Regions from separate parts of the Homo sapiens genome. Here region 1 is linked to region 2. The links are chromatin contacts, found by Hi-C or POLR2A ChIA-PET in ENCODE. All regions are on one chromosome and are shown on one strand. The core of a region is the stretch at or near the end of the contact, and the rest is flanking DNA. Distances in the headings are between cores, read along the strand shown.

Region 1 (3,289 bases), core at 374-2,873, 580 kb after region 2:
AGGTTAAATACATTATTGAAATCAATTTCACCTGTTTTTTTTTTTGAGATGGAGTCTGTCTCTGTCGCCCAGGCTGGAGTGCAGTAGTATAATCACGGCTCACTGCAACCTCCATCTCCCCAGGTGCAAGCGATTCTCATGCCTCAGCCTCCTGAGTAGCTGGGACTACAGGCTTGCACTAAGACGTCCGGCTAATTTTTGTATTTTTGGTAGAGACGGGGTTTCATCATGTTGGCCAGGCTGGTCTGCAACTCCTGGTTTCAAGTGATCCGCCCACCTCGGCCTCCCAATGTGCTGGGATTACAGATGTGAGCCACAGTAACTGGCCCCTACATTTTCTTTTCTTTCTTTTTTTTTTTTTTTTTTGAGACAGAGTGTTGCCCAGGATGGAGTGCAGTGGCGCGATCTCGGCTCACTGCAAGCTCCGCCTCCCGGGTTCACGCCATTCTCTTGCCTCAGCCTCCAGAGTACCTGGGACTACAGACGCCCGCCACCACGCCCGGCTAATTTTTTTTTGTATTTTTAGTAGAGACGGGGTTTCACCATGTTAGCCAGGATGGTCTCGATCTCCTGACCTCGTGATCCGCCCGCCTTGGCCTCCCAAAGTGCTGGGATTACAGGCGTGAGCCACTGCGCCCAGGGTGGCCCCTACATTTTCTTAGAGATGTTATGAACAGCAGGGTAACTAAAATGCAAACAGCCTCTTCCAGGCACCGAGGAATGGTTTAGTCTTTTTAGTGCTCTTATTTGCAAAAACCAGTTAACAAAGATTATCAACATTTCTATAGAACTTATTATGTGCCAGAATTAAGTCATTTATTCATCACAGCAACCTCCCGACCGCTGACAAAATAGGGACACTGAGGGACAAGAGGGGAAGGCAGGATTTGAACCTAATCAGTCGGGCTCCAGAATTCTGTCTCCCTAACCCTTAGATGATGTCACCTCTCAGGCTTCAATCTCACACAGCGCTACAGCAGGGGAAACTGTCATCATTCCCCTTTGACAGGTGGAGAAACGGAGGCTGTAGAAATACAGCACTTTCCCAAGGGTACAAGCCCAAAGTCATCGTGACTCCTGAAATCCCGCTCTTCATCCCTCTGCCACTCAGTTCACCATTACAGCCCTCGCTCACCTGGGCGCGGTGGCGAAAACATCGGGGTGCAGGTCGGCCAGGCCCACGCGCTCCTGCTCGAAGCCCCGCAAGGACTCGACCCAGGCCTGCACTGGGCGTCGATGAGTGGGTACCGGGAGCTCGACTTTGCGCAGCACGGGCTCCGGGAGACCTGGAGCGATTGCGGGGGTCAGAGGTTAGGGTCAAGGGTCAGACCTCTCTGTCGCCGCCCCTCCTGGAGCCACCCCGGTTGCCTTACCCTCGCTCGCCACCTGCTCCGGGTTCTCGGTCGCACGCGCTGCCTCTTCCGCCAGGGAACTCAGGCCCTGCAAGGGTTGGGCGAAAGTGAGAGACGACCCCTGGACACCCCCAAATTTCATCCTTCGACCACGCCTCCAGCCCCTGGCCTCACCTGGCTGCCGGTAGGCCGAAGCCAGGCCCGCGCCCCGGCCCGGACGAACTGCAGCATCGCCGCGCAGCCTCCCACGCCGCGGGAGGTCAAGGCCACTGGAGCCTCGCGAGGCGCCGCTGGATGACGTCACGCACGCGACGCCGCCCTACCCGCCGCGACTCCGCGCTGGAAAGCGGGGTGTGCAAAACCGAAGATGGAGGGGGTCCGACCCGGCGTGCCCAGACCTCCACCCCAGGACTAACCCCCAGACCCAATTTTCACTCCTGCCTCAAGGACCCTCCGTAACACTGGGGAACGCGACCTCACAGCAAGAAGACCCAGCTTCCGTAGGCCTAGCCTACTTTGGGTCCCGCCTCCGACGAGCCGGTGCAGGAATTCAGCCAATGAGACCTCTCTGGCCCAATTCAGCCAATGACTGTTAAGCCTGAAGGAGTGACCCCCGCCCATAAGTGGGCAGTTCTGGAGTGAGCAACTAAGGAATACAGCCAATAACGCTTAAACTTTTGCTGTTGGTCACGCCCACCGGGCCACGCCTTCATCCCGCCTCCAAGGCTGTCGGAGATGGTTTTTTCTTTATCCAGTTATGTGGTTTTGTTTTTTTATTTGTTTTTTTGTTTTTGTTTTTGTTTTTGTTTTTGTTTTTTTTGAGACGGAGTCTTGCTCTGTTGCCCAGGCTGGAGTGCAGTGGCGCGATCTCGGCTCACTGCAAGCTCCGCCTCCTGGGTTCACGCCATTCTCCTGCCTCAGCCTCCCGAGTAGCTGGGACTGCAGGCGCCCGCCACCACGCCTGGCTAATTTTTTGTATTTTTAGTAGAGACGGGTATCACCGCGTTAGCCAGGATGGTCTCGATCTCCTGACCTCGTGATCCTCCCGCCTCAGCCTTCCAAAGTGCTGGGATTACAGGCGTGAGCCACCGTGCCTGGCGTTTTTTCATTTGTTTAAAGGCAGGGCCTTATTGCCCTCAGAAAGCCTTCAGGATTGGGCCTGCCAGACCATGCCTCCCAGTTTAGATTCCCCAGGGCAGGGCCATGTCCCCCCGAAACCCCTCAGATTAGGTATTTGTGTCCCTTACCCCCTAGACCAGGGTCCTCTCCCCTACCCCCTTAAACCAGGTCCCGTCCCCTCTCAGACCTTCCAGGGCTCTCCAAGGACAGAACAAAGTGGGGAGTCCACAGATCCTGGAGTGCCTCCCTTGTCGCCCCCTAACAAATCCGAATGCTTATTTTTAGTTTCTTTGTTTTGGTTTTTAGAGACAAGGTCTTCCTCTGTCGCCCAGGCTGGAGTGCAATGGGCAAGATCATGGCTTACTGCAGCCTCGACCTCCAGAGCTCAAGGGATTCTCCTGCCTCTGTCTCCTGAGTAGCTGGTCTACAGGTACGCAAGCCCGGCTCATTTTTGTATTGTATTTTTTTATTTTGTATTTGTATTTTGAGATGGAGTATCGCTCTGTCGCCCAGGCCGGAGTGCAGTGGTGTGAGATCGCACATCTCGGCCTCCCGGGTTCAAGCGATTCCCTGCCTCAGCTTACCGAGTAGCTGGGACTACAGGCGCCCGCCACCACACCTGGCTAACTTTTTGTATTTTTAGTAGAGAGGGGGTTTCACCGTGTTAGCCAGGATGGTCTCAATCTCCTGACCTCGTGATCCGCCCGCCTCGGCTTCCCAAAGTGCTGGGATTACAGGCGTGAGCCACCGAGCCCGGCCCTAATTTTCGTGTTTTTATTAGAGACAGTGTGGCACCACGTTGGCCAGGCTGGTCTTGA
Region 2 (3,532 bases), core at 600-3,099:
CACTTTGGGAGGGTGAGGGAGCAGGCAGATGGCTTGAGCCCAGGAGTTTGAAACCAGCCTGGGCAACACAGGGAAACCTCATGTCTACAAAAAATTAGTTAGGCATGGAGGTGTACACCTGTAGTCCCAGCTACTCAGGAGGCTGAGGTGGGAGAATCACTTGAGCCCAGGAGGTAGAGATTGCAGTGAGCCATGATGGCGTCACTGCACCCCAGCCTGGGCAACAGAGCAAGACCCTGTCCTAAAAAAAATCCGGCCGGGTGCAGTGGCTCACGCCTACAATCCCAGCACTTTGGGAGGCCGAGGTGGATGGAACAGAAGGTCAGGATATCGAGACCATCCTGGCTAACATGGTGAAACCCCCTCTCTACTAAAAATACAAAAAATTAGCCAGGTGTGGTGGCACGTGCCTGTAGTCTCAGCTACTCGGAAGGCTGAGGCAGGAGGATCGCTGGAACCCCAGGAGACGGAGGTTGCAGTGAGTCGAGATCGCGCCACTGCACTCTAGCCTGGGCAACAGAGGGAGACTCTGTCTCAAAAAAAAAAAAAAAAAAAAAGGAAAAAAAAATTAAAAAAAAAAAGAAAAAAAAGAAAAGGAGTCACCCGTTCTCCACTGTTACTTCAAATTGTCCAAGCAGTGAGTGTAAATGATAGAAAAAGTTGGAGTGAAAAGGAATACCAAACTGATATTACAAAGAGCTACTTCCCCAAATTCTCCAAATGCAGGAAAGTGCTGACAACAGCCAGCTGTATTTGAGGGATCTTTGTCATCACCTGCCAACCTTTTCCGGGTTTATCTTTGAAGACTAAACATCTCCCTGTACACAGTTTATGTTTAGACGGGAACCAAATAACAGATTATTATTTACTGAGGGCCTGTGATGTCCCACGCACTGCGGAAGCAAGCACTCAACAAGCATTTCACGTATCCTAAAGACAGCCCAGTAGCGTAGGCCTATTATCCCCATTTTGCAGAAGAGGAAACTGAGGCTCAACAGAGGGAATGCCTCAAGTAATGGGTGGGGCAGGAGCTGAACCAGGCAACGTGGCTCCCAGTCCCACACTGTCCTTATCTCTTCCTACCTGGGCTGTCGTTTTTCTGACCCGAGGCTACTGTAATGGCTCTATTTACCTGCTGGCCCTTGAGTCTGAGACCCTTGGGGTGCATGGTGGGGCCACGCCCCTCCACTGTCTATAAGCCAGGAAAGCTGAGCACTCAATATGAACCAAGCCTCATCTCAATTCTCACAGCCGCACTACAGGGTGGTCGTTCCATCACTCCCGACTTACGAGGAAACTGATACGCTGATGCCTCTAAGGCGCAAAAGGCGTCGAACCTGGACCACGCTCACAGAGCAAGCAAAACACGACGCCACAGGTATCTCCGCCCCGCCCCAGCCCTTTTATAGGCGAGCCCTACGGGTCGCGTACAGGGCCACGCCTAGACGCTATTTTTGGGTCCACTCCACCACGTCGGTCCCGCCAAAGGTTGTCACGCGCGGCGCACTCTGGGAAAACCACGTGGAGGTGACTAAAAAGGACCCTGCCGCCTGTAACTTTAGTTGTCTTAGCTACTGCCTACAAAAGATGCGCCATCATGGCACTTATTTTTGTAATTTTCCTCCACCAGCGGCCGAGAAGAGAGCCGAAGCCTTTGAGAAAAATATTCCCAGACGGTTGAGTGTTTCTGGGCACATCAGGCATTCATTCGGGCCGCCTGCCCTCTAGTGGGGGGGTCCTTCACTCCTGGCACCTCTGGTTACGGACAACATACAGAAGCCACTGCCAATGAGCTCCGCCGAGTAGCACCGGGGCAGGGCTAGCGCTTAAAGGAGCCGCGACCCCTTTGCAGACCAGAGGGTGACCCGGATGATGGCGGCCGGCGCGGCCCTAGCCCTGGCCTTGTGGCTACTAATGCCACCAGTGGAGGTGGGAGGGGCGGGGCCCCCGCCAATCCAGGACGGTGAGTTCACGTTCCTGTTGCCGGCGGGGAGGAAGCAGTGTTTCTACCAGTCCGCGCCGGCCAACGCAAGCCTCGAGACCGAATACCAGGTAGAGGGTCGCGGGCTGGGCGGCCAGCAGAGTCAGGGAGAGGGGGCGTGGCCAAGCGGTCGAGGCGAGGCGCGCTTTAGGAGGAAGGGGGAGGAATCCGTGCTTGGGAGCGCGGGGGCGGAGCTAGAAAGAGATGGACAGATGGGGCGGGGACGGTGTGTGGGAGCGGAAGGGGAGGGAGTAATGAAGCAGGCGGGGCTAGAGTAAGAGATCCAGAGGGGGCGGGGCCATCGATAAGTATAGGGAGCCTCTGAGAGGACAGGACTCTGGCTGGTGGGCGTGGCGATAGTGCTGATAGGTCAACTGCGGGGGCGTTGCCCACACAGGCCTTTCTCGGGGGTTAGACTAAGGAAAAAGGCTGGGCCTATCCTCTTTCGGAGGCGGAGCCAACCAGGGGCGTGGTCAGGTAAACGTCCATTAAGTACTTTTGGTAGGTGCGTGGTCAGCTGAAAGTATGGACCCCAAGCTGTCATATCAATGAGGGTGGAGGCAAGGGGCGCAGCCACTGGGACAGGTTGGGGCGGGTGTGGGTGTGCCGCCGTTCAGGTAAGCCCTTGGTGGTCTGTATTGATCAGTGTTGGTTCAGCCGTAGCCCTCTTCGGCAGGCGCCCTTGGCCTACCGCTAGCCCTCCACCCGCTCTTACCTGCCCCCCAGGTGATCGGAGGTGCTGGACTGGACGTGGACTTCACGCTGGAGAGCCCTCAGGGCGTGCTGTTGGTCAGCGAGTCCCGCAAGGCTGATGGGGTACACACGTGAGTTCAGTCTTGATGCCTGCCTGGGTTCAGTTACAGCCCTGCCCTTCCCAGGCGGCCTCAGGTTACCGCCCTGACTGCCCCGCTGAGTCGGCTGGCTGGCCACCCTGGGTCATGTCTGTGTGTCTGTCTGCCCAGGGTGGAGCCAACGGAGGCCGGGGACTACAAGCTGTGCTTTGACAACTCCTTCAGCACCATCTCCGAGAAGCTGGTGTTCTTTGAACTGATCTTTGACAGCCTCCAGGATGACGAGGAGGTCGAAGGATGGGCAGAGGCTGTGGAGCCCGAGGAGATGCTGGATGTTAAAATGGAGGACATCAAGGTGTGTCCAGGCTGCGCTGGGGCCACTCCTTCCAGATCTCTAGGATTCACCTGGGGTGCCCCCCTTGGGCTGACCCAGCCTCCCCTCCGTAGTTGTGCCCTCCAACTGAATTATAGTAAGAGTAGCAGCTCTTAAAATAAGTAGTTCATTTCAGGCCGGGCACGGTGGCTCACGCCTGTAATCCCAGCACTTTGGGAGGCTGAGGCGGGTGGATCACCTGAGGTCAGGAGTTTTGAGACCAGCCTGGCCAACATGGTGAAACCCCGTCTCTACTAAAAATACAAAAATTAGCCGGGTGTGGTGGCGGGCGTCTGTAATCCCAGCTACTCAGGAGGCTGAGGCCAGAGAATGACTTGAACCCAGGAGGTGGAAGTTGAACCTGGGAGGCAGAGGTTGCAGTGAGCC

Evidence for each region. Hi-C counts contacts between places; a loop is a spot of excess contacts on that map. ChIA-PET counts read pairs that join two places held with the same protein, here RNA polymerase II (POLR2A). Pooled maps may share reads with other maps.
Region 1: a loop to region 2 is called in a map of naive thymus-derived CD4-positive, alpha-beta T cell, with 20 times the contacts of the local background. The contact joins the promoter of MRPL4 here to the promoter of TMED1 in region 2. A Hi-C loop is called at or near these places in 1 of 168 maps with a recorded cell type or tissue (naive thymus-derived CD4-positive, alpha-beta T cell), 1 of 37 single-sample maps with no recorded cell type and 7 of 50 pooled maps. POLR2A ChIA-PET finds 5 or more read pairs at or near these places in 1 of 52 experiments (AG04450).

Annotation. Positions count from the first base shown.
Region 1 is chr19:10,250,548-10,253,836 of GRCh38, reverse strand. It overlaps MRPL4 (mitochondrial ribosomal protein L4), which reads right to left and starts at 1,623. Exons shown (of 9, transcript NM_015956.3): 1 at 1,527-1,623; 2 at 1,374-1,440; 3 at 1,136-1,286. The coding sequence starts at 1,583. RefSeq lists enhancers at 1,121-1,694, 1,551-1,960, 2,091-2,240, 1,695-2,268.
Region 2 is chr19:10,834,529-10,838,060 of GRCh38, reverse strand. It overlaps TMED1 (transmembrane p24 trafficking protein 1), which reads left to right and starts at 1,849. Exons shown (of 4, transcript NM_006858.4): 1 at 1,849-2,052; 2 at 2,708-2,805; 3 at 2,944-3,127. The coding sequence starts at 1,870. It also overlaps a transcript of C19orf38 not described here. RefSeq lists enhancers at 1,575-1,674, 1,440-2,076, 2,714-3,351.